2 separate regions of the Homo sapiens genome follow, and region 2 is linked to region 1. Evidence: read pairs that join two places in POLR2A ChIA-PET (ENCODE). Cell type or tissue: Caco-2. All regions are shown on one strand. Links, peaks and the distances in the headings refer to the core of each region. The heading gives the core; the rest is flanking DNA. Region 1 overlaps FOXF2-DT (FOXF2 divergent transcript). Region 2 overlaps LINC01622 (long intergenic non-protein coding RNA 1622).

Region 1 (11,817 bases), core at 1,586-9,585:
AATGGAGAGACAGATAGGCAAATACAGAGATTCACATTGTACTGGAGCAGAGGCCCAAGAAAGAAAACAGCTTCAGGAACCAGTACCAGTGTCTCTTACCCAGCACATCATGCCTGGCTTTTAACAAGAGATTAGGATGTGTATGAAAACTCTAAAAACACAGAAGAAACAGAGCAAGCATCAGAACCAGACTTGGATATTGCAAATATATTGGAATTATCAGACAAGGAATTAAAAAATACTGTAATTAATATGCCAAGGGTTCTAATGAAAAAAGTAGGCAATATTCAAGAAAAAATGGGTAATGTAAGCATAGAGATGGAAACTCTAAGAAAGATTCCAAAGAAAATGCTGGAAATCAAAGATGCTACAACTGAAATGAATGCCTTTGATGAGCTCATCAATAAACTCCATGGCCAAGGAAAGAATCAGTGAACTTGAAGATATGTCAGTAGAAACTTCTAAAACTGAAATGTAAAGATCAAAAAGAAAATTAAAAGATAGAACAGAATACCCAAGAACTGTAGGACAATTACAAGAGCTGTAACATACACATAATGGGAATATGAGAAAGAGACAAAAGAGAGAAAGCAACAGAAGAAACATTTGAAACAAGAATGACTGGTAATGCTTCAAATTTAATGACAGACACAAAACTTTACAGCCAAGAAGCTCAGAGAACACCATGCAGAGTAAATACCAAAAACTGTACAATTAGGTACATCCTGTTTAAGCAGAAGAAAATCATAAACAAAGAGAAAAATATTGAAAGGAGAAAGAAACACTTTATCAATAGAGGAGCAAGGATAAGTATTACACAGGACTTCTCTTCAGAAACTTTGCAAGCAAGGAAGGTGTAGTGAAATATTTAAAGTGTTGACAGAAAAATAACAATAACAACACACTAGAATTCTGTACGCTGCAAAATTGTTCTTCAAAAGTAAAAGAACATAAAGACTTTCTCAGAAAAATAAAGATTAATTTATCTCCAGTAGGCTTGCCTTGCAAGAAATGTTAAAAAGAAGTTCTTCAGAGAAAAGGAAAATGATACAGGGAAGAAAGTCATTAAGAAAGGAAGAACATTAGAGAGCAATTAAGTGAAGGTTAGTTTTTTAAACTTTTCTTAGGTCTCACTTTGTTGCCCATGCTGGACTGCAGTGACACAATCTCAAGGCTCACTGCAACCTCCCAGGCTCAAGCAATCCTCCCACCTCAGACTCCTTGGTAGCTAAGACTACAGGTGCATACCACCATAAGTACCTAATTTGGTTTACTTTTTGTAAACATGGGGTCTTACTGTGTTGCCCAGTCTGATCTCAAACTCCTGAGCTCAAGTGATTCTCCTGCCTCAGCCTCTCAAAGTGCTGGGATTACAGGTGTGAGTCACTGCACCCGGGTTAATTTTTATTATTCTTAATTGATTTAAAAGATAACAGTTTGCTCGAAAAATAATAGCAAAAAGCCATTCTGTGATTGTAGCTTATGGAAAAGTGAAATGAATGACGGAAATGTTATACAAAATGGGAGAGGAGAATTGGGAATACTCTAAGGTACTTGCACTACCCATGAAGTGGTATAGTGTTACTCAAGAATGCCTTGGAATAAGTACCTATATTTTGTAAACCCAGGGCAACCACTAAAAAAAGTTGTTTTTTAAAAGTGTAAGTGACATGCTAAGAGAATAGGAGAAAATAGAACCATATAAAATGATCAGTTAAAACCAGAGAAGACTGAAAAAGAGTGAAAGACAAAAAAGAAAAGAAAAAAGAAAGAATAAACAAGGGCAACAAATATAAAACAGTAACAAATATGGTGGGTATTCATCCAGCTATGTCAGTAATCATTTTAAATGTGAATGGTCTAAATGAACCAATTAAAAGAGAGAGACTGTCAGGACCCAACTATATATCATCTATAAGAAACCCACTTTAAATAAAAAGACACAGATGGATTAAAAGTGAGGGGATGGAGAAAGATATACCACACTAACACTAAGCAAAAGAAAACTGGCATAGCTATGTTAATTTCAGTAAAAGCAGACTTCAGGACAAGGAAAATTATCAGGGATAAAGTGGAGCATTCCATAATGATAAATGGGTCAATTCTCTATGAAGACATAACAATCCTTAATGTGTATGCACTAACTACATAGTGTCAAAATACATGAGACCAAAAGTGATAGATCTGCAAGAATAAATAGGTAAATCCACTATTATAGTTGCAGATGTCAACACCCCTCTATCAGGAGTTGGAAGATCCAGCAGGCAGAAAATCAGCAAGGGTATAGTTGAACTGAATAGCATCATGAATCAACTAGATAGAACTGACATTTATAGAATACTTCATCCAACAACAACAGAGAACATATTCTCTCAATTTCACACAAAGAGTTCACCAAGATGGACCACGTTCTTGGCTATAAAACACACCATAACAAATTAAAAAGAATAGAAATCATACAAAATCTGCTCTCAGACCACAATGGAATTAAACTAGAAATCAATAACAGAAATGAAAGCCCAAAATCATATGATTAAATCAATAAATGAAGAAAAAGCATTTAACAAAATCCAACAACCATTCATGATTTAAACTCTTAGCAAACTAGAAATAGAGGAAAAATTCCTCAAATTGAACAAAAAGTTCACACACACAGAAAAATCTATAGCTAAAGCCATGCTTAATAGTGAAAAACTAGTGGTTTTCCCACTAAGATCAGGAAAAAGGTGAGAATGTCCACTCTTACCATCCTTATTCAGCATCATACTGGAAGTCCTAGCTAATGCAATAAGACAAGAAAAGGAAATAAAAAGTACGCAGATTGAGAGAGAGGAAATAAAACTGTCTTTGTTCGCAGATGGCATAACTGTCTATGCAGAAAGTCCCGAAGAACTGACAAAACACTCCTGCAACTAATAAACAATTACAGCAAGGTTTCAGGATGCAAGGTTAATACACAAAAATCAATTGCTTTCCTATATACCAATAAGAAACTATTGGAATTTGAAATTGAAAACACCATGCCATTTACATTAGCACCCAAAAAACATGAAATACTTCGGTATAAATCCAGCAAAATATGTACAAGATCCACATGCGGAAAGCTATAAAACTCTGATAAAAGAAATCAAAACAGATCTAAATAAATGGAGAGATGTTCCATGTACATGGATGGGTAGACTCAATATTGTTAAGGTGTTAGTTCTTCCAAACTTGATCTATAGGTTCAACATAATCCCAAACAATATTATTGCAAGTTTTTTGTGGATATAGACAAATTGATTCTAAAATTTTAAGATTGACCCATTCACACAAATTTGTCTATTCATCTTTTGGTGGACACTTATGTAACTTCCACTGATAGATGGATAGACAAACAAAATGTGGTCTATGCACACAATGGAATATTATTCAGCCTGAAAAAGGAAGGAAATTCTGGCATATGCTACAACATGGATAACCTTGAAAACATTATGCTAACTGAAATTAGCCAGTCACAAAAGCACAAATACTGTATAATTCCACTTACATGAGGTACCTAGAATAGGCAAATTGATAACAACAGAAAATAGAATGAGTATTGCCAGGGATTGGGAGAGGAGGAAATTAGAAATTGTTTAATGGGTACAGAGTTTCGCTTTTGCAAGATGAAAAAGTTCTGGAGATAGATGGTCGTGATGGTTGCAAAACACTGTGAATGTACCCACACTACTGAACTGTATCATTAAAAAAAATGGTTGATATGGAGCTGGGAGTCATGGCATATGCCTGTAATCTCAGTGCTTTGGGAAGCTGAAAGGGGAGGATCGCTGGAAGCCAGGAGTTCAAGACCAGCCTGAACAACATAGTAAGGCCCCCATCTCTACCACAAAATAAAAATAAAAAATAGCTGCATGTGGTGGTACATGCCTGTAGTTCCAGCTACAAGGAAGGCTGAGGTAGGAGGATCACTTAAGTCCAGGAGGTCAAGGCTACAGTGGACCATGATCACTCCACTCCACTCCAGCCTGGGTGACAGAGCAAGACCCTGTTTCTTAAAAATAAAAAACAAATTTTAAAAAAAAGTTAATATGGCAACTTTTATGTTATGTATATCTTACCACAAATAAAATTTCAAAAATTAGTAGGAGGATAAGTAGATATTTGACAAAAACTGACAATATAGTTACTTCTGGGGAGAAGGACTGAGGTCCAGAACCAGAAAGATTTTTCACACATTTTTAACTCAGCATTTTCTAACCATATGCATTTCTCAACTTTTCAGTTTAAAAGAGTGGAAGGGGATTGCCAACGACCCCCACATCCCTTTCAAACAGAAGGGGTAGTTAAGAGCCAGATAGGGGTTTTTGTTTTCATACACGTGTTAATCTTTAAATGGAGATCCTGTATTTAGGGCTTAATTCTCTTATTTACATCACTGTAAGTGAAACTTTCTCAAAATTTAGGAAAGCCAGTTATTCATAGGAACCCAAAGGCTCAGTCTTTGGCACATGAAAATAATAAAGCTTGTCTATCCATGGTATTGTTCCTGTTGTTTTTAATAGTAGTGATAGAGTTTTACATATTCATCTCTGCCCTGTCCACCAGGCTTGTGTCCAACAATAACAACTGATGTTTACTGAGGGCTATTTCTTAAGCACAGTGTTTAGTTCTTTCACATATCTCCTTTAATATATCTCCTTTTAGATACATAGATAGATAGATAGATAGATAGATAGATAGATAGATAGATAGCTCTCCAGTAATAATTGGATAATCCTAGGGTCCTAGTGCTACTATGGTCTTTTACACATAAGGAAGCTGGTACATAGGAAGGTAAATAACTTTGCTGAGGCCTTGCTGCATTCAGATACAATTTTGCAGCCACTCTGCTATGAATCCGATGCCTGTGTGTTAAATCATCACACTGTGCTGCCTCCAGCAGCTTTTCAGGGCAGGGATGGCATGAAGCCTATTGCTGTGAAACCTGCAAGGACCGCTGGACCACAAGCCTTCCAGCTTGCTCCCTGTGGTGTCCCACAAATCACACAGCATCTGTCACTAAGTACCTGAAAGACTTAGTGAATTAGCCAGGCTTGCCATAACCAAGAGCTATTTACCTAAGAGTGCAAGTAAGTGGATGGCTCTGGAGGAACTGAGTGTACAAACCCCTCTGACATCCTAAGTAACTAAGAAAGGACTGCTGGAAACCATCCGTGGCACATCTGCCACTCTTTCACCCCAGCTCCTTGCACTCATTAGCGGGACATTCTAACTAGGGCAAGACTTGTATAATCCAACTGTGTCTTTGTAGGGTGTGCTCTTAACTTCTCACCAGTGATGAGTCATTACTAATCGCCAATCATCACATGAAGCCAAGATGCCCCTTAAGGGAGTAGCTAAGTATTTTAGCAAATGCTGTCAACTTAGCATGTTTGACAAAAGTAATGTAAGTGGAAGGACACACTTATCACTGCCTTCTTCCCTTGACCCACAGGAGGGTCCAAAGTGGAAACCTCTCTTCAATATAAAGGCTGCAACCAGTGCCCCCCCCACCCCTAGCTTGTAAATAACACAGCACACCTACCTAGTGTTCTGAGGCAAGGATGAACACACACACTTGTACGCACACTCAGCTTCTCATCTAACCACTTCCCGCTTCTGTCCCTCCACTCAACCAGTCCCCTAATGTCTTCAGGGACTCTTAACATAAAATGCTCAAAGCAGGAAGTTAAACATGCCAGACACATCATCAGCACCATGTGGAGCCAAGCATTTGCTAAAGCCGCAGCTTATAATCAAGGTGTTTTTAAAAAGTATTATTACTGGCCAGGCATGGTGGCTCAAGCTTGTAATCCCAGCACTTTAGGAGGCCAAGGTGGGTGGATCACCAGGTCAGGAGTTCAAGACCAGCCTGGCCAATATGGTGAAACCTCGTCTCTCTTAAAAAATACAAAAATTAGCCAGGAGTGGTGGCGTGTGCCTGTCGTCCCAGTTACTCAGGAGGCTGAGGCAGGAGAATCGCTGGAACCCAGGAGGCAGAGGTTGCAGTGAGCCGAGATTGCGCCACTGCACTCCAGCCTGGGCGATACAGCAAGACTCCTTCTCAAAAAATATATATTATTATTACTGATGGCAGATTACTCTGCATAATTATCCGGTTTTGCTTAGGTCTTTTCTCTGATGGATCAATACTGAAACTCTGACTTTCCTAAACACACGTATTCATTCATGTTCATGGAGTTCTGTTCTGATTTTTCTAGGAATATAGGTTAACTCATCATGCCCATTAACTTATGAAAGACCAGCGCTACTATACTTCCACTGCGTAATGCAAGACATCCTTATCTTTTCTCAGTTCTGCACACACACACACACACACACACACACACACAGGCGATGCTGCCCATGCATTCTTCCAAGCAGGGCTGGATCTTCACTCATGTGGGCCTGTGGACGTGAGTGGTCTTCACTCATGTCTTCTCAGTGATAGTATGGTGCCCACCATGCCCCACAGCCCACAGTGCTTCCGTGCCTTCTCACAACATCACAACAGTATCAGAGATGAGGGATGAGCTCCAGGCAACATGATAAAAACATCATTGTCCTGAATATAGCACCATTTGCTTAATCAAAAGGAAAAGGGTAGGTGAGCTTGGATGAAAAAGAGATAAGAAACAGGGGCAAGAAAAGCAACATGCAAGAGTAATAGCCCAGAACCCCCAAACAAATGTGCCAGGCCACACATCTGTCCTGGAGCTTGGGAGACAGTGGGTACCCCTGTGTGTATCACACTCCCACACACACCTGCTAAGGATGAAGGTTTAGAGACAGCCATATGGTCGGGAAGTGTTACTACTCATATTAACTGTTTAGGGAATCAGGGGGAAGCAGAGAGAGAGTTCAAGAAGTTGACCAAAGACCACCAGCCAGGTGCAGCAGAAACCTGCTGTGTCCGTGCTAAGACTGCTATAGGGTCCTCTAGGATCTCTCCCTGAATTTGCAGGTCATTCAGCACAGGAAGGACACTGAAGTAGCAACAGCAAGGCATGAGTCAGATAGTAGAGGGCTTTGGGCTTCTCCTTATGCCTCCACTCAAGAGTAAAGAGCTCTTCAAAGTCTTGGGTGACTAAACATTTTAGAGTGGCCACTTGAGGCTGAATACACAGGACAATAGAATGTCTCTTAAGAATCCAAAAGGACTTCCACAACACAGCAGTGAGCCTGCCTGCAAAGCTCTCCCTGCCCTTTCATCACATCCTGAAGGCTTGTGCTTGGCAGGAAGCAATGGCTGTAGGAGGCCCTGCCAATTGTTTCAGCCATCACCGCTTTATCATAAGCACAGCTGCATGTTTTGGCATCCACTGAACAACTCTTCTCTCTTGAGTCTAAAAAATAGTCCTAGGAAACATGGAGAGCCAGTGCAACATTTAATTTTTTAAACTATGAAATAGTTTGGTTCACATGAAAAAGAATACTAATGTATCTCTGCTGTGACTATGAAAGTATATTTATACGGCTGTAGAAAGCAAAGAAGAAAGAGAAAACTTTAAATGTAAAATTCTTGAGGATTGTAGAATAATGGATGGTTTTGTCCCCCATAAATATTTCTTAAGATGTCACCTTCAAAAATAACAAATGCAACACATGTTCACCACAATCTCTGAAACTATGCAAAGATAATAAAGAAAAAGCTAATATGCTTTTCCACACATCCTCTCCCCATTTATTCCCAAAATCTCACTACAACCAACTTGACACCCCAGGATTTGCCTTATACACCTGTCCCCATACTCAAAGGAAAATATAGACACATAGGAGCTTTCAGTTGTTATAATTTTAGGAAAATTGAAGATAGATGGATAGATAGAGACATAGATACCCACATTTATGTGCTCACTCTCTCTATATATATATAATTTTTCTCATTTAAAACATTGCCACACTCCTCCATGTCAAGAGACAACTAAAACTCTTTCTTCTGAGTAGTTTCACAACATTCCATGGTACAAATGTTCTTCTTGTTATCAGGTTTTCACTGTTAAAAACAATGCAGATAGCACTGTGAATGGCAGTAATGACCTCCAAAAATTCTCCCCTTCATATAAGCAATAAATACATTGGGAAAACTGTCACAATCAACTTTTCCTGACCTCTGGAAATTAACCAAGCCTTGCATTAATCCAAGGATCCTTTACTCGTGTAAACAGCTGAATCTAGGCAAGAACAGAGAGTTCTGTGACATTTTTAATTGCTTATTCCCATCTCCTCCTCCCTTGCTCTTTGGTAGCCTTAAAAACCAATAGCCAGCAATCACAGTAAAAACCAGAACCACTGAAGAAGGAAGAAAGGGATTAAACTTCCTTGAAAGCCCTGTTCCCAGAGAATTGTCATTATGCAACTTGTCAGGTTGGTCTTTGAAATATCCCACTCCCAAAGCTTGTCCTTATTTGACCTGATTCAAATAAGATACAAACAGTGCAAATGACCTTTTCTGGGATGAAGGGGGAGGCACTTGTAGAAAACAGATCAGTAGCAATTGTTTCACATAGTGACTGCCTGAAGCAGTGACAACAGGTGGAACGAAAAACAGGCTAACTAAAAAAATAAAAAGTAAAAGCTGAGTAATGAAATGTCCACAGAAGGCTGACATATTCTTGGGACTCTAGGAGGCTACATGCATGTGTAAGGCTATGTGCATATCCAGGGCTGTGAGCATTCTCAGAAAAGACCTGAGAAGTTCCCAAATTCTTGTCTCTGGCTGACCTTGAGGCTCTGTGCAAGCAGCAAGTGATGGCTAAGGTGGACACGAAAACCACACAACTGACTAATAAAGGCATGCCCCAAAACACACAGAGCCCCTTGGCAGAAACTAGAAAACTTATTGGTTCCAGATAGTTAAGGGATTTGCTACCCAATCATTAGCTGATCTCCAAACTAACTGAGCAGAGATTTCAGCAGCCACACATGACAAAGAATCTGGACTTGACACAATTAATTCTGAAAAGCCACTAAACAAACAAACAAACAACAACAAACCCTGGGTGAAGAGGGAGAGAAAAGTTGATTTATAGAGCTGCCACATTACATAATTTAAAATGTCCAGTTCTTAAGAAAAAACTATAATACATGTAAAGAAACAATAAGTTATGGCCTAAACACAAGGAAAAAAGCAATCAAAAGAAACTATACTTGAGGAAGCCTAGACTTTATATTTACCAGAGAAACACTTAAATCAGCAATTTTAAATATCTCCAGAAAACTAAAGGCAACCATATCTTAAAAAGTAAAGTCTGAAAATGATTTCTTACCAAATACAGAATATCAATAAAAAGATAGAAATTTTTTTTAAAAAAACAGCAAATAGCAGTTCTAGAATACAAAAATTATAAAAACTGAAATGAAGATTCACTGGAGGAACTCAACAGCAGATTTGAGCAGGCCAAATTAAAAATCAAGATTCTAAAATATACATTAATAGAGGTGATCCAGTATGAGGAACAGAAAAGAAAAAGAATGACAAAAAAATGAACAGATTCTCAGAAACTTCTAGGACATAATGAGGCATATAAACTACATGCATAATGGGAGTCCAAAATGTAGAGTAGAGAAAAATATAAAAAGCATATTTGATGAAATAATGACCAAATAGCTAAAAATTTGATGCAAAACATTAATCTACACATCCAAGAAAACTCAGCGAACTCCAAGGAGGATCAACACAAAGAAACTGAGACCAAGATACATTGCAAACAAACTGTCAAAAGACAAAGACCAAGACAGCATCTTAAAAACAGCAAGAAAGAAGCAACTCATCATATACATGAACTCATAAATAACATTAACAGCTGATTTCTCATCAAAAATAATGGAGGCCATAAGGTAATGGAATGACACATTTGAAATGCTGAATGGAAAAGACTGTCAACCAAGAATTCTACATCCAGCAAAACTATTATTCAAACACGAAGCAGGCATTAAGATAAACAAAAACTGCAAGAATCTATAGCTAGCAGACCTGCCCTACAATAAAAATTACAAGAAGCCCTTTGGGCTAAAATAAAAGGACACTAGATAGTAACTCAAATCCACAAGAAAAAATAAAAGTACTAGTAAAGCTCAATACATAGGAAATTATAAAAGAGAGTATAATTGCATATTTTGTTTGCAACTCTCTTTTTTTGCCTACTTAATTTTAAATGCACTCCATAAAGCAATAGCCATAAATCTGTGCTGATGGGCATACAACATACAAAGATGTCATTTGTATAACAATAACAGGACAAAGGAGAGGAGAGTAAATGGAGCAATATAGCAGCAAACTTTTTATATATTACTGTATTAGTCCATTTTCACACTGCTGATAAAGACATGCCCAAGACTGGGGGAAAAAAGAGGTTTAATTAGACTTACAGTTCCACATGGCTGGGGAGGCCTCAGAATCATGATGGGAGGCAAAAGGCACTGTTTACATGGCAGCAGCAAGAGAAAATGAGGAAGAAGCAAAAGCAGAAACCCTTGATAAACCATCAGGTCTCGTGAGAATTATTGACTATCACAAGAATAGCACAGGAATCATGGACCCCATGATTTAATTACCTCCCCCTGGGACCCTCCCACAACATGTGGGAATTCTTGGAGATACCATTTAAGTTGAGATTTGGATGGGAACACAGCCAAACCATATCATTCCACCTCTGGCCCTTCCAAATTTCAGGTTCTCATATTTCAAAACCAATCATGCCTTCCCAATAGTCCCCCAAAGTCTTAACTCATTTCAGCATTAACCCAAAAGTCCACAGTCCAAAGTCTCATCTGAGACCAGGCAAGTAAGTCCCCTCTGCCTATGGGCCTGTAAAGTCAAAAGCAAGCTAGTTACTTCCTAGATGCAATGTGGGTATGGGTATTGGGTAAATACAGCCATTCCAAGTGGGAGAAATTTGCCAAAACAAAGGGGTTACAGGGCCCATGCAAGTCTGAAATCCAGCAGAGCAGTCAAATTTTAAAGCTCCAAAGTGATCTCCTTTGACTTCAGATCTCACATCCAGGTCACACTGATGTAAGAGGTGGGTTCCCATGATCTTGGGCAGCTCTGCCCCTGTGGCTTTGCAGGGTACAGCCTCCCTCCAGCTGCTTTCATGGGCTGGCGTTGAGTGTCTGTGGCTTTTCCTGGTGCATGGTGCAAGCTGTTGGTGGATCTACCATTCTTGGGTCTAGAGGACAGTGACCCTCTTCTCACAGCTCCACTAGGCAGCCCCTCACTCAAATTAATCATCTAAACTTCCATCTTAAAGAACTATAAAAAAGGAAAACAAACTAAAAACAAAGCAGAAGGGAGGAAATAACAAAGACTACAGTGGAAATTAATAAAATAAGAAGTAGAAAAACAATAGCTGAAATTCACAAAATAAAAAAGTTGTTTCTTCAAAAGATCAACAAAATTAACAAACCTTTAGCTAGACTGACCAATATAAAAGAGAGAAGATTCAAATTATTAAAATTAGGAATGCAAGAGGGGACATTACTGCTGGACCCCTTCCTTACACCATATTAAAAAAAATTAACTCCATAGACATCCAAATACAAGAAGCTCAAAGAACATCTGGGAAATTCATTGCAAAAAGATCATCACCTAGGCACATAGTCATCAGGTTATCTAAAGTTACGATGAAGGAAAAAATCTTAAGAGCTGCAAGACAAAAGCATCAAATAACCTATAAAGGGAAATCTATCAGAATAACAGCAGATTTTTCAGCAGATTGGGGTCCCATCTTTAGCCTCCTGAAACAAAATAATTGTCACCCAAGAATTTTGTATCCAGCAAAACTAAGCTTCATA
Region 2 (11,817 bases), core at 2,617-10,616, 280 kb before region 1:
TTATCCTCTAATCCACTGACCCCATTTAAATTTCACTATTTATCCCAATGTTTTTACTGCAAAATATATACACTCAAAATATATATAAAATATATACTATTACTATCTATCCATCTACATATGTATCTATCTGTCTCTCTGTATGTCTATCATCTACCTATCTATAATCTATATATCTATATAAATAGATATATCTTCCTACCTATGTATCTATCATCTATCTATCTATGCATGTTTGTCTGTTTATCTATCTATGTAACTATCTATCTATGTATCCATCAATTTATGTATCTGTCTGTCTGTCCATCTATACACACAGTGGTCCAGGATGGGATGAAGACTGCACGTCGCACTTGGCTGCCATGTCTCTCCTCCCCTCCTCTGAGGAAGAGCTGCTCAGTCCTTCCATATCTTTCATGGCCTCAACATTTTTGAGAACAACAGCCACTAAAGTGTCCCACAATTTGGGTTTATCTGGACCTGTCCTGTGATTACGTTGAGGGTGTGCATTCTGGACAGGAATCCCGCAGAAATGGTGTCTTCTCAGTGGCTCACCCGGCAAGATGGGTGATGTTGCAGTGTCTTACGGCTGCCCAGGCTGAATCAGCTCCCCTGGCGGGACGGTCTTCCTGGCTTCTCCACTGGAAAGTTCTTGTTTGTGCTTATAGTTTCTGACTATTCTGTAGTGAAAAACTCTGAGATAGGCAAATACCTCCTTCCTTATCAAACTTTCCTCCACTGGTTTTAGCACCCATTGGTGATTCCTGCCAGAATCAATTATTACTATTTTGTTTCCAAATGGGAAATGTTTAATTTCACATCTCCTTCTACACTTAATTGTTGGCATCCTACTATCAGGATAACTTTTACTTTTTCTCCCATGTATTTTTTTTTTTTTTTGCATCACAGTAAACTCATGAATTCTTATTTTATTCAGTGGGTTATAATCTGTTATTATCACTTATTTTGATGCTCAGCTTATCCAAGATCTGGCCAGTGGTTTCACCTCTGCGTGGCTCCTGCATCCTTTCTACGCCCCCATCATTCTTGGACATGTCCTTACTTTCTGGTAAAAGATTTTCCAAGCTAATCTTGGAATTACCCTGCCTCAGCCTGGAATCAGCCATTTTTCCAAGAAATTCTGCATTCTTTTAGTGGAGAATGTTATTTAGAAACCAGTATGTGGATGCTGGATAAGCTCATTGCTATTGCTGTACGTTCATTGAGCTCTTCAGCAGAGGGAGCTAGGAGGTATACGCTTATATGCATATCCCCCCAACACACACACAGGCAAGTATGTCTATATCCATCTCTAACTGTGTATACTAAAAACCTTGAGTTCACCCAGATACCACCGATTCCAACCCAACACCACAGGGTTTGTTCTAGCCTCCCCACTTTCTGCACTTACAACTCTCTTCTTCAATGGTGAGGAACCTGACTCCCTCTGTCCTCAGCACAGTCACTCACCTTCTCAATCCCATGCATGCACAGTCTCCAGGTTGGTCACCTCCTCTGTCGTCCCTATGCTGGCCTCTCCTCATCCCCTCCTCAGCCTCAACCCACCAGGCCTTCTCTGAGCTTCTCTCCTGGGCCCCAACCACTCCCACTGCCTCTGGCTGCCTCTGGAATCTCACCTCGTTGGCCTCCTCCAATAGATATTATTTAAACAAAATAAAGAAAAAAATGGAAGCAATGGGAAGGATAACATCTTTATGTGAACTCTCTTACAGCTGACCCTTGAACAACACAACAACACAGGTTTAAACTGTGCAGGTCCACTTATATGCGCATTCTCTTCCATATCTGGTACCCCTGAGACAGCAAGGCCAACTCCTTCTTTTCCTCCTCCTCCACACAATTTTCTTAATAACATTTTCTTTTCTCTAGCTTATTTTATTGTAAGAATACAGTATGTAATACATACAGCATACATAACGTGTTAGTCGATGGTTTACGCTCTCAGTAAGGCTTCTGGTCAACAGTAGCTGTTAGAGTCAAGTTTTTGGGGAGTCAAAAATTGTATGTGGGGTTTTGACTTGCAGGGGTCACCACCCCTAAACCCTGCATTGTTCACGGCTCAACTGGTGGATGCTCCTGGAATCTTGCTCTCTCTCTCTCTAATTTGTGGTTATCAAAAGTATGTAGAAGAAAAAGTTGTCTCCAAATCTGGAGGGTAAGAGGATTAGGGTGGGGAAGGTATAGGGGTTTGGGAGTGCTCTCTAGGGATTGTCTGGAAGCTGCCCCTACCTTCAACTGAGAATAGCTTCTCTAGATACAATTACTGCTTCTCGAAAGTTTCTCATTTACCACTGAAGTTAAATAAATAGAATTTGTATTTTTTGGATTCTATGACAATAATGATAACATTTGTCATAGATGTAATATTAGCTTTGCAGGGGAAAATCCTCTTTACCTTAAATGTGTGTATTAGACAGGATAGGACAAGCTATGCTGTGGTAACACACAAAGGCCACAGCATTCTTTCACATCATCACGGTTCATTCCTTTCTCAGGTCACAGTTGAATGTGGGCCGGGCCGCCACTCTCCTTATGCGGGGATGCCCTCTAGAGCACAGGTCCCCCACTGTCAGGGGAAGAGGGAAATGAAGGAGGCTTACTAGCTTTTAGCTGCCTCAACCTGAAGGCGATGCACAATGCCTTTGTTCTTATTTCATGAGTCCAGGAAAACTGCAAAGAAGGCTGGGAAATGGAAGAAAGAGCATGGATATTTAGTGAGCACGAAGGATCTCTCCAGACTGTGTAATTGCCTAGTTACAAATACATTAAAATGAAGAGGCTTGGAATTGAGGAAGCATGTTTTAGTAATAACTAAAACCTTCTGACTCAAAGAGAAGTTGTAAACATTAGCGTCCGTTAGAAATTTAGCAGAATTTTGTTGTACTTTTAAACTTAGAAACTTTTAATGTTGGACACATGCATTGTTTTATTTTCCTTCACCAACATTTGCTGCTAAGCTGGTAGCATCATGCTCAGCATGCATACATACATACTGCTGGACTTTTGCTCAAGGATCTATGCCTCATGGTGAGTTATGCCTAGTGAAATCCTTGCCTTTACCCAAGCACGATTTTCTTCTGTGCATTCAGAGCTATGCAAAGATTGCTTCTAAGACCAGGTGTATTTTTTGTCAAGCTTGCTGTGTCATAACAATCCCCCACTAAACAGCTTGGCTTTTAAAGTGGACACAGAATGGATCTAACTCGAATGGAATTTCAGTTGACTTAAGAAGCAAATGTAGGATTCAGCTTGAAACTGTCACGAAGTCACTCCCACAGAAATCAAGGAGCAGATCAAGCCCAAATGTGCTTTCTGCTAAGAAGTATTCTGAGTTGCAAATCGCTCCCTCCCTGGTGTGTGACCGCTCTGTGCACCTCTCTCTGGAGTCCTGAGTCACTGCCTGGGCAACTCTCAGAGAACTCTACGTAGACACAGAGAACAGATAATACACTTTTATAAGTCAGTGAATCAATGTCGATTGTTGCTCAGGGCATGTCAGGGCTGTAGGAACCATATAAAATTATACAGGGCGTGAACCAGGCACAGAACAATAGAAAGAGAGGTCATGTGTTTTCATATTGATGATTAATAAGAAAAATGCAGGTTTTATTTATCCTGGGGACACGCCAGCCCACGGGCACTATGGGGGTGTGTGAGGTCCTTTGTAGTGAAAACCAACAAGGAACGAAAATGTGTAGGAACGACCTTCCTCCTTTTCCAAGTCAGGCAGCCTGCCGATAACACTGTTGGTGCGCTGTGCACCTCTGCTTTACTGCCTCCTTTCAGGCAGGTAACAAGCTTGGAAAAAGAATGACTTGCTGGACTGATACTGACTGTCATGGCCTCCAACACTCATGAGCAAAAATTCTCACATTCAGAGAGTCAAAGGCAGAGGGAAGATTTGGCACAAACTCTTGTGTTGGCAACATCAATGATCCTGGGATAGCCCTCTGAGATACACACAGGAGGCCCGTCCTCAGAGCTAACGTCTGCACTGCCCTTTACAAAGTACTTTCATGCCCCTTCTCTCTAAAATTCCTCCCCGTGGTCCTGTAAGGACAGAGGTCAAGTGTCCTCACCCTCTACCAGATAAAGAAGCACACAAAAAATTATAAGATTTGGGACTGGTGCACGATCAGGCAGCTAGTGAAGGCCAGGACTTGTAGCCAGGTCTTCACACTCCAAAGGCATTGTCGTCATATCATTCTGGGTCTCTGTGCTCAAGTGTTCTTGCTCTAAAGCAGGTATCACAAAATCATACACCTCCAAGATCCAGGTAGGGAGGGCAGGTGAGGGAGGTTGGCTGGAGGCTGGCTGGGAGGGCCCAGGGCAGCAGGACAGAGCCTGTAACACTCTGAGGTGCCTATGCACTCAGCTCCTGCAGGTCTATGCCCTGTGCAATGCAGGCCCACTGTTGCCAGGTCCTCTAGACTTCAGGAGAAAAACCAAAAACCCAACATTTTGACAGCTTTCTATTTGCAAGTGTTTGTGTTGGAAACTAATTTGATTTGTTCTTTAAATCACACACCGTTGAACTGAATTTGGTTTATAGGTTGCAACCCCTGCCTTGCAGTATCTTTGGAATTTCTGTGGGCAAAGAGTTAGATGAAGGATAAAAGGAAGACAAAAACAGGGACAGGGAACCCCAGAGGAAATGTAAAAACATGAGCACCTCCTTTGGAAAGGTAAGATCTGAAATAAAGTTGAAACAAAAGAAAGGATCAAGATGGGAGTAATTCTCCCTTGTCTGAAGGAGGAACCTAAGGGAAGTCTTGTACTGCATGGTCTTGGAAGAGAGCCTGCCCCTCAGCTCAGCTCATGGAAAGAAGATGCTAAAGATGAAGGAAGATAAATTGAGAAGAGATTTTTTGGTATGACTGTGTCAATAGCCTTAAGAGTTTTGTACATTCAACATACCTGGCTGGGCGCAGTGGCTCACACCTGTAATACCAGCACTTTGGGAGGCTGAGATGGGTGAATCACTTGAGGTCAGGAGTTCGAGAACAGCCTGGCCAACATGGCAAAACCCCGTCTCTACTAAAAATACAAAAACTAGTCGGGTGTGGTGGAGGCTGCCTGTAATTCCAGCTACTCAGACGGCTGAGGCAGGAGAATCCTTGAACCAGGGAAGTGGAAATTGCAGTGAGCCGAGATCATGCCACTGCACTCTAGCCTGGGTGGCAGAGCAAGACTCCGTAAAAAAAAAAAAAAAAAAAAAAGAAAAGCCAATAAAAACAAAACAAAAGAAAGAGAAGATGGAGAGGCAGTATGATAACCACGAAAATATGAAAATATCAAGCATCCATTAAACACTTGCTTCACACTGAACACGGTTCTAAACCCTAGATATGGATCCAACCATATAGCCCTCACAAGCCTATGAAGTACTTACCAGGATTATGCCCATATTAAAGAGGAGAAAACAGAATTGTCTTTAGGCCATGGAATTTGCCCAAGGTCAGCCACCTTGGTTGGGGCACCCATGAAAGTCTGACTCTAAACATGTGCTTTTACCTGCTTTACTATTCTACATTCTGAGGGAATAGAAGGTTCCCAAGAATGAAGAGATCAGACGGACTCACACTGATTCACGCATGACCCCCTCCTCCAGGAATGTCGGAATTCCTACAGAAACTCTTGCCAAGGTAGGATCCCGTAATCTCATCTGAGTAGACAAAGTCTTGACCAGATGAGCCAGATCCACAATGTTAAGGATTACGTCCGCGTCTATTACCCATCAATTCCACAGTGAGTGTTTGCAGAGGACTTGCTAAATCATCAAGCATAAATCGTGGCTCTTATCCTCAAGGAAATTGGGGAGATAAGATTTACACTAAAGAGAAAAGAGCAAATAATAGAATCACCACTCCAAGGCCCATCAGGATAGAGGAGGAAGTGGTACATTGGCCAGGGGAAACTAGCCCTGATTTATACAAGAGTTTGGGGAGCAACTAACCTTTTAGGCTTCTCAAAGAAATAGCAAAATCTTGAAAATAAAACTCAAATGCGTACCTTTCTACTGGCCTCATTAGCTAGGTGAGCAGAGGTGTGCTGGGGAGTGGAGGGACGCAGGGGTATGGATCCCCCTCTCCTCTCTTCACTTCTTTCTTGATCTGTAGATGAGGCCTTTGGCTCTGGCCTCTGCCAGCTTTGGGACCTGCCAGTGCAGCTGATAATGCAACAGGTTTCAGAGGACGTGAAGCCACCATACTCTGCCCCCGTCCCCAATACTGTGGGACTCCTTTCAGATGGACTAGATTAAACTAGAGGGCAAGAGGAAATTGAAGAAAATACTCGATTCCAAGAGAGCCGTTCTTCAAATTTCATAGTCATAAACCAGGAGGAGCACGTGCATAAATCTGGTCTGATGTTCCACAGCCAGGCAGTGAGCTTGAAAAGAAACAGCCCTGAGCATGCCGTCAGCAACAGATGTTCTACAGCAATTCTGTGGTTGTTAAATAACAATTTACAATGACTTATCTAGTTTCATTGACATGACTGCCCTCCGAAATCCAATTGCACGCTAGCCCTGTTGTCTTAAAATGCATTGGTCAGGAGTGCGTTGAAAGTACAATGAAAGATCTTAAAGGAATAAGTTTAAAAAAATTCTACAAGTAAAGAAGAAAGCATGGAAGCTCCTGAGCCTTGGCCTGGTGAATTCTGAAGACTGTGTGACCGTGGATGTGTCGGCCCATCTCTCAGAGCTTCTGATTCCTCAATGCAAACTCAGTAAGAATGATACACACTTTGCTCTATGGCTGGAATGGCTGGTTATGAGGCAGGTTTGTGAGAGTCCTTTGACGTTTTGTAGTACCATTAAAAGATGGAGATATTAGAAAGGCATCAGCTTGAACTAAGAGATTGCCCCTCACAGTCAAAATTTACAGGAGCAATTTTCCCTATTGGTGACTGGAATATTCTAAGATGCTGGTTTTTATTGACTAGAGGCCTGGAATAGGAGCCACAGATTCCACAGTTCCTGCCCAGCAAATACCACTCTGCCTGCACGTGAGGAAACACACACACATCCCAGACACACCCACAGCCATGACCAGCATGAAGGAGCTGACCTTGGAGCATGTCATCCCCAGGAGATTCAAAGCTGGTTCGAGGTTGGAGCAATGTTGGGCACACAGAACCCTCTTCATCAATGCAAGAATGCCTAAAAGTACATGGTGATCGCTGTTTACTCATAACAGTAAGAAGAGACAGATGTTACCCTGAGACCTTTCTAGCTTCTTGATGAAGGCATTTCTAGGGCTGTAAACTGCTTTGGATGCATCCCAAAGATTTTGGAAAGTTGTGTCCCTATATTTATTAATTTCAATTAAAAAAATTTCTGCCATGATTTTGATGCTCACCCAAGAGATATTCAAAAGTAAGTTATCTAATTTCCATATATTTGTGTAATTTTCAGAGATCTTCTTGGTATTTAATGAGATCTGAACCCCAAACCTCATCTTCACACAATATCCCCATGTAATAAATCTGCTCATGTGTCCTCTGTATCTAAAATAAAAGTTGAATTTTTTTAATTTAAAAAAAGAATAGACACATGAGTTTCTGGGAAATGAAGTGATTATTATATAGTCAACTTTAGAGAAAAATCGACACTAGCCACTGGGTCTGAGCGAGTCGAATGAGTGGATGTGCACGTGTGTGTGTGGTATGTGTGTGGGGTGACTTATCAGGTTGTCAGCATGTCAATGAGCAGACGTCCTTCTTCCGTCAGGGTTCAGTAAGTGGTAAAAGCTGACAGTCATGGGTAAAAAATAATAGAAGGTGAAACCAATGCAAGCAAACAAAGGTTGACTCACTGATGAAAATTATCTCCAAAGATAACATTCTTAGAAAAATAAATAACTCCAGTTGATAATGAAGTCATCAGGAACATTAGAGTAGCCTTTTTTTCGGATAGGATATAATTTTCTGAATTCTTGTTCTTTTTTCTTAAATTACAGTGACCACTGATACACACACAATTCTGAAATGTGCTCTACCATGCACAGAAGAGGCCCAGCTGATCACCCCACCCACCCGCTCTTTCTAAATTCAAGGTTATCCTTATGGGTGATTCTTTTCCTTTTCCATTAAAAAAGGCAACTCAATTTCCCAGCCGAGTCTTAAGCGGAGGTTTTTGGTGTTCTGTGTTACCGCATCCATCTGTTTTGTAGCTATGATGGCTGTCCTAGATGTAAGAAATAGAAACACACTCAGTTACCATGATGAAAGGGGGATATATTTTGAGGTCACACATACCCTGGGACTGGGGTTAGAACAGACATCAGGCGCGGAGGTAGGCGGAGGTGCCCCCGTCTGTCTGTCTGTGTCTCTCTGCATGTGTATATGTCTCTGTGTGTGTGTCTGTCTCTCTCTCTCTCTCTGTGTATATGTGAGTCTCTCTCTCTCTGTCTCTCTCTGCATGCGTATGTCTGTGTGTGTGTCTCTATCTCTGTCTTTCTGTGTGTCTCTCTCTCTGTATCTCTCTCTGAGTGTGTATATGTATCTGTCTCTATCTGTATGTCTCTCTCTCTGTGCGTGTGTATCTTTGTGTGGTGTATTTGTGTCTGCGTCTGTGTGTGTGCCTGTGTTTCTGTATGTGTGTCTGTGTGTATGTGTCTGTGTGTCTCTGTGTGTCTATGTGTGTGCATGTATGTATGTGTGGTGTAGGTGTGTGTGTCTGTGTGTGTGTTGTATGTGTGTCTCTGTGTGTCTCCGTGTGTGTGTGCATGTGTATGTGTCTGTATGTGTGTGGTGTATGTGTGTCTCCGTGTGTGCATGTGTGTGTGTCTCTGTGTGCGTGTCTGTGCGTGTCTGTGTGTGTCTCCCCACTCTCATTATGTGCTCAGCAAATGCCTCCCTGTCAAACAAGACTCTATCTTCTGCCTGCCTGACCTGGACACAGCATCTCTCCAAAAATAAATGAAGGTGGTTTCACTGAATTTCCCAACATCCAGTGGATTAACTAAAGTTAATTTATAAAGATTTGTTTATTATTCTGCAGGGGATTCTTGAAATGCTTTATCCTGCTAGGGTTGTGAAGATGAAACATTTTTCTTTTTATTTGGCTGATGTTCTAAAACAGTAATAGTGACCCACGCAAAAAGGATCAAACCCTCTGAAAGATCAAAATAATCTGATGCTGCCCAGATAATTGACCAACTGTCTGTCACTGGAGTAAGCTTCACACTGACTTTGGTGTACTATCAGTGGCCCCATCTCTAATAATTAAGCTAGAGATAAATGTTACAAGTTACATCATCCCTGTGCTGAGAGGGCAGTGGTTTGCCTGCATTTCCCATTTCTCAAAGGGAAGGCCCCACGGCCGCCATTGCTCAGCCCTGGACTGGAGCCCCTCAATTGTCTGGAGTGGCAGTGGCGGCCAGTGAGTGGAGGCCTCAGCCACTTCTATCCGTCCTGTGACCACTCCATAGAACAGAGCTGAGCTTCTAAACATCCACTTCAATGTGGATGGGCTTTAAAATCTCCCCAAATTTTAAATGAACTCATCTTAGACCTCTCTAAGTGAGGCTTCCCATTCTCGAGCTTTCTACAGGGGAAAGCCCGAGGCAGGCTCGTTATTTATTCTCTGTTTACGTTTCCCCGAAGCGAGGTAGCCGTGCCTTCCAGGGCTCTGCTTATACATCTCGTGTGTGATAAGCTGGGCGCTGGCAAGTGTTTGCAGGACTTGTCTTCCCGGTGTTTTACGGCTGTCTGCTGTGGTTTCCAGAGAGCACAGCTTATCTGTGAACTACTTTGGCTCAGGCCCTTTTGGTTCCAGTCTGTCCTCACCAGCATGCAGCCACATCTCCCTGCGCAGCTGACACAATCAGATAAAACTAATCATGAGACCCTCTCCACCCCGGCGGTGTTTGGCCCTTGGATGCTTGAAGCCGCATGGCTGTGGTTAGGGTGACCAGCCAGGACTGTGCTGGCACAACACTGGGAGTCTCGCATCCTGGGAACACCTGCAGTGCTGGGCAAACTGGGATGCTTGGCCTCCCTGTTGCTGCTTCCCTGGGCAGCTGGTGAGTGTCCCATAAAGCAAAGCACCCTAAACAGCACTGTATCCAGGAGGGTGGTCGGCAGCGGTCCCTGACCCTAGGCTCCAGAAAGCACCAAGCTAGGGAGCAGTGAACTGGGACTGGAGCCGGAAAAAATACCAGGAACCAAAGAAAGTTGCTGCTGTTCCTGTCTCTCTCCCATGGATCAAGTCATCTCCAACTACTGAATCAGAGACTACTTCACGGACACTTCCCAGACATGAACTCAGTGCCTTCTGAGCACTTAGAAGGCCATCTTCCTGCAACATTTCCACTTCCTCCCCTCCAGTAAAGGCAAAGGGATCCCAAACCAAACAAGATTTGCTTAAGGTTTAATGTGCACGCTCAGAGCTACTGATGGCAACCCTGCCCATTGCACCACAGTGTCCCCAAAGGAAAGGGTTAAGGTCCCCACCTGTCTTCAAGGAAGCTGCAACCCAGGAACCCACTAAGACATAGGTGGGCAAACAAGCAGCACACAGGGCTGGTCGGGAGTGAGAATTCACATTCTTGCAGTAAACAGTGAGTATCACCGGAGTTCAGAAGAGGCCAAGCTTTCTTTCTCAAGCGTGAAAAGTGATTTTTTTTTTTTTTTTGAGACAGGGTCTTCTCTGTTGCCCAGGCTGGAGTGCAGTGGTGCCATCTTGGCACATTCAGCCTTGACCTCCTGGGCTCAAGCCATCCTCCCACCTCAATCTCTGCAGTAGCTGGGACCAGAGTTGTGCCCCACCATGCCTGGATAATTGTTTTTGTACAGAGAGGGTCTCACTACGTTGCCCAGGCTGATCTCGAATTCCTGAGCTCAAGCAATCTGTCCACCTTGGCCTCCCAAAGTGCTGGGATTACAGGCGTGAGCCACTGTGCCCAGCCAAAAAAAAAAAAAAAAAAAGTGATGTTTGAGCTGGGCATGGAGAGGGGAGGACTTTGATGAGCTCACACAAAGGGGCGACATTTCAAGGGAAAGAAAGAGCTTGCCTGAACAAGTGGAATGTGCATGCTCAAGCAGGGTTTAACTGGTATACAGTAGGCACTCAGTCACTGTTTTGTTGTTGGGTGGGGGACTAAGTATCTGCAGATTAGCAAATGCCATGTCATTCACCAGAGCTTTCAGTTTCAGCCACTCTAGCCAGGGGTAGGAGAAGGCATCACACTGTGAGATGGGGCACACCTTCCCCATCTGGGAGCAGACCCTCCACAGAAATGCAGCAGACGGGGGCTTCCAGGGCACCATTCCCCATGCGTTTCTGAGTGGGCCTTTCCATGTCTCTTGGCAGAAGAATGCTGGGGAGTCACCCTGGGCCATGTGGCAATAGGGGTTGCGACACAGCCATTTGTTCCACACACAGAACCCTGCAGATACAGCCTCACCGTCCAATTACCAGGATGACTGGGGAGGCAATTACCGTTGACTTGGCCCTCGTTTAATTAAATCCACACCTGCCACATGGCGCGGCATCACCCATGTATAACCAAAGCTCCTCAGCAGCCAAAGGAGTGTGGCCTGGAGGAGAGAGGGCTGGAGAGTGGCCACGAGATAGGCCACCAGGGTGATTTCCTCCCCACAACCCCCAGGATTCACTGCTTAAAACAGTCTTGAAACCAGCAGATACCTCCCAGCCACTATAAAGGCATTTGGCCACCACTGGGGCCTGGGAGTCCCACCCAGCAGCTCTCAGCCTCATCAGGCCAGAGAGCACAGGTGGGAACATTCAGAAAACATTAGAACTAGAAGGTATCGCCAAGGTCATGTGGG

The links. ChIA-PET counts read pairs that join two places held together with the same protein. Peaks named below come from ENCODE experiments on the same cell type or tissue, not always from the same donor. Only the 100,000 strongest peaks of a DNase experiment are listed, where the experiment ranks them.
Region 2: POLR2A ChIA-PET joins it to region 1 with 13 read pairs; 3 of 35 experiments call an interaction of 5 or more read pairs at or near these places.

Annotation. Positions count from the first base shown.
Region 1 is chr6:1,341,707-1,353,523 of GRCh38, forward strand. The region is part of intron 1 of FOXF2-DT (FOXF2 divergent transcript); the gene reads right to left. Among named protein-coding and RNA genes, the nearest start is that of FOXQ1, 36 kb to the left of the region's middle. RefSeq lists an enhancer at 6,946-7,595. In Caco-2, for the core only: no CTCF peak of the experiment used is centred there; no DNase peak of the experiment used is centred there.
Region 2 is chr6:1,060,467-1,072,283 of GRCh38, forward strand. All of the region lies in intron 1 of LINC01622 (long intergenic non-protein coding RNA 1622), which reads right to left. Among named protein-coding and RNA genes, the nearest start is that of LINC01622, 35 kb to the right of the region's middle. RefSeq lists an enhancer at 5,667-6,866. In Caco-2, for the core only: no CTCF peak of the experiment used is centred there; DNase peaks (open chromatin) are centred at 5,728, 7,715 and 9,715.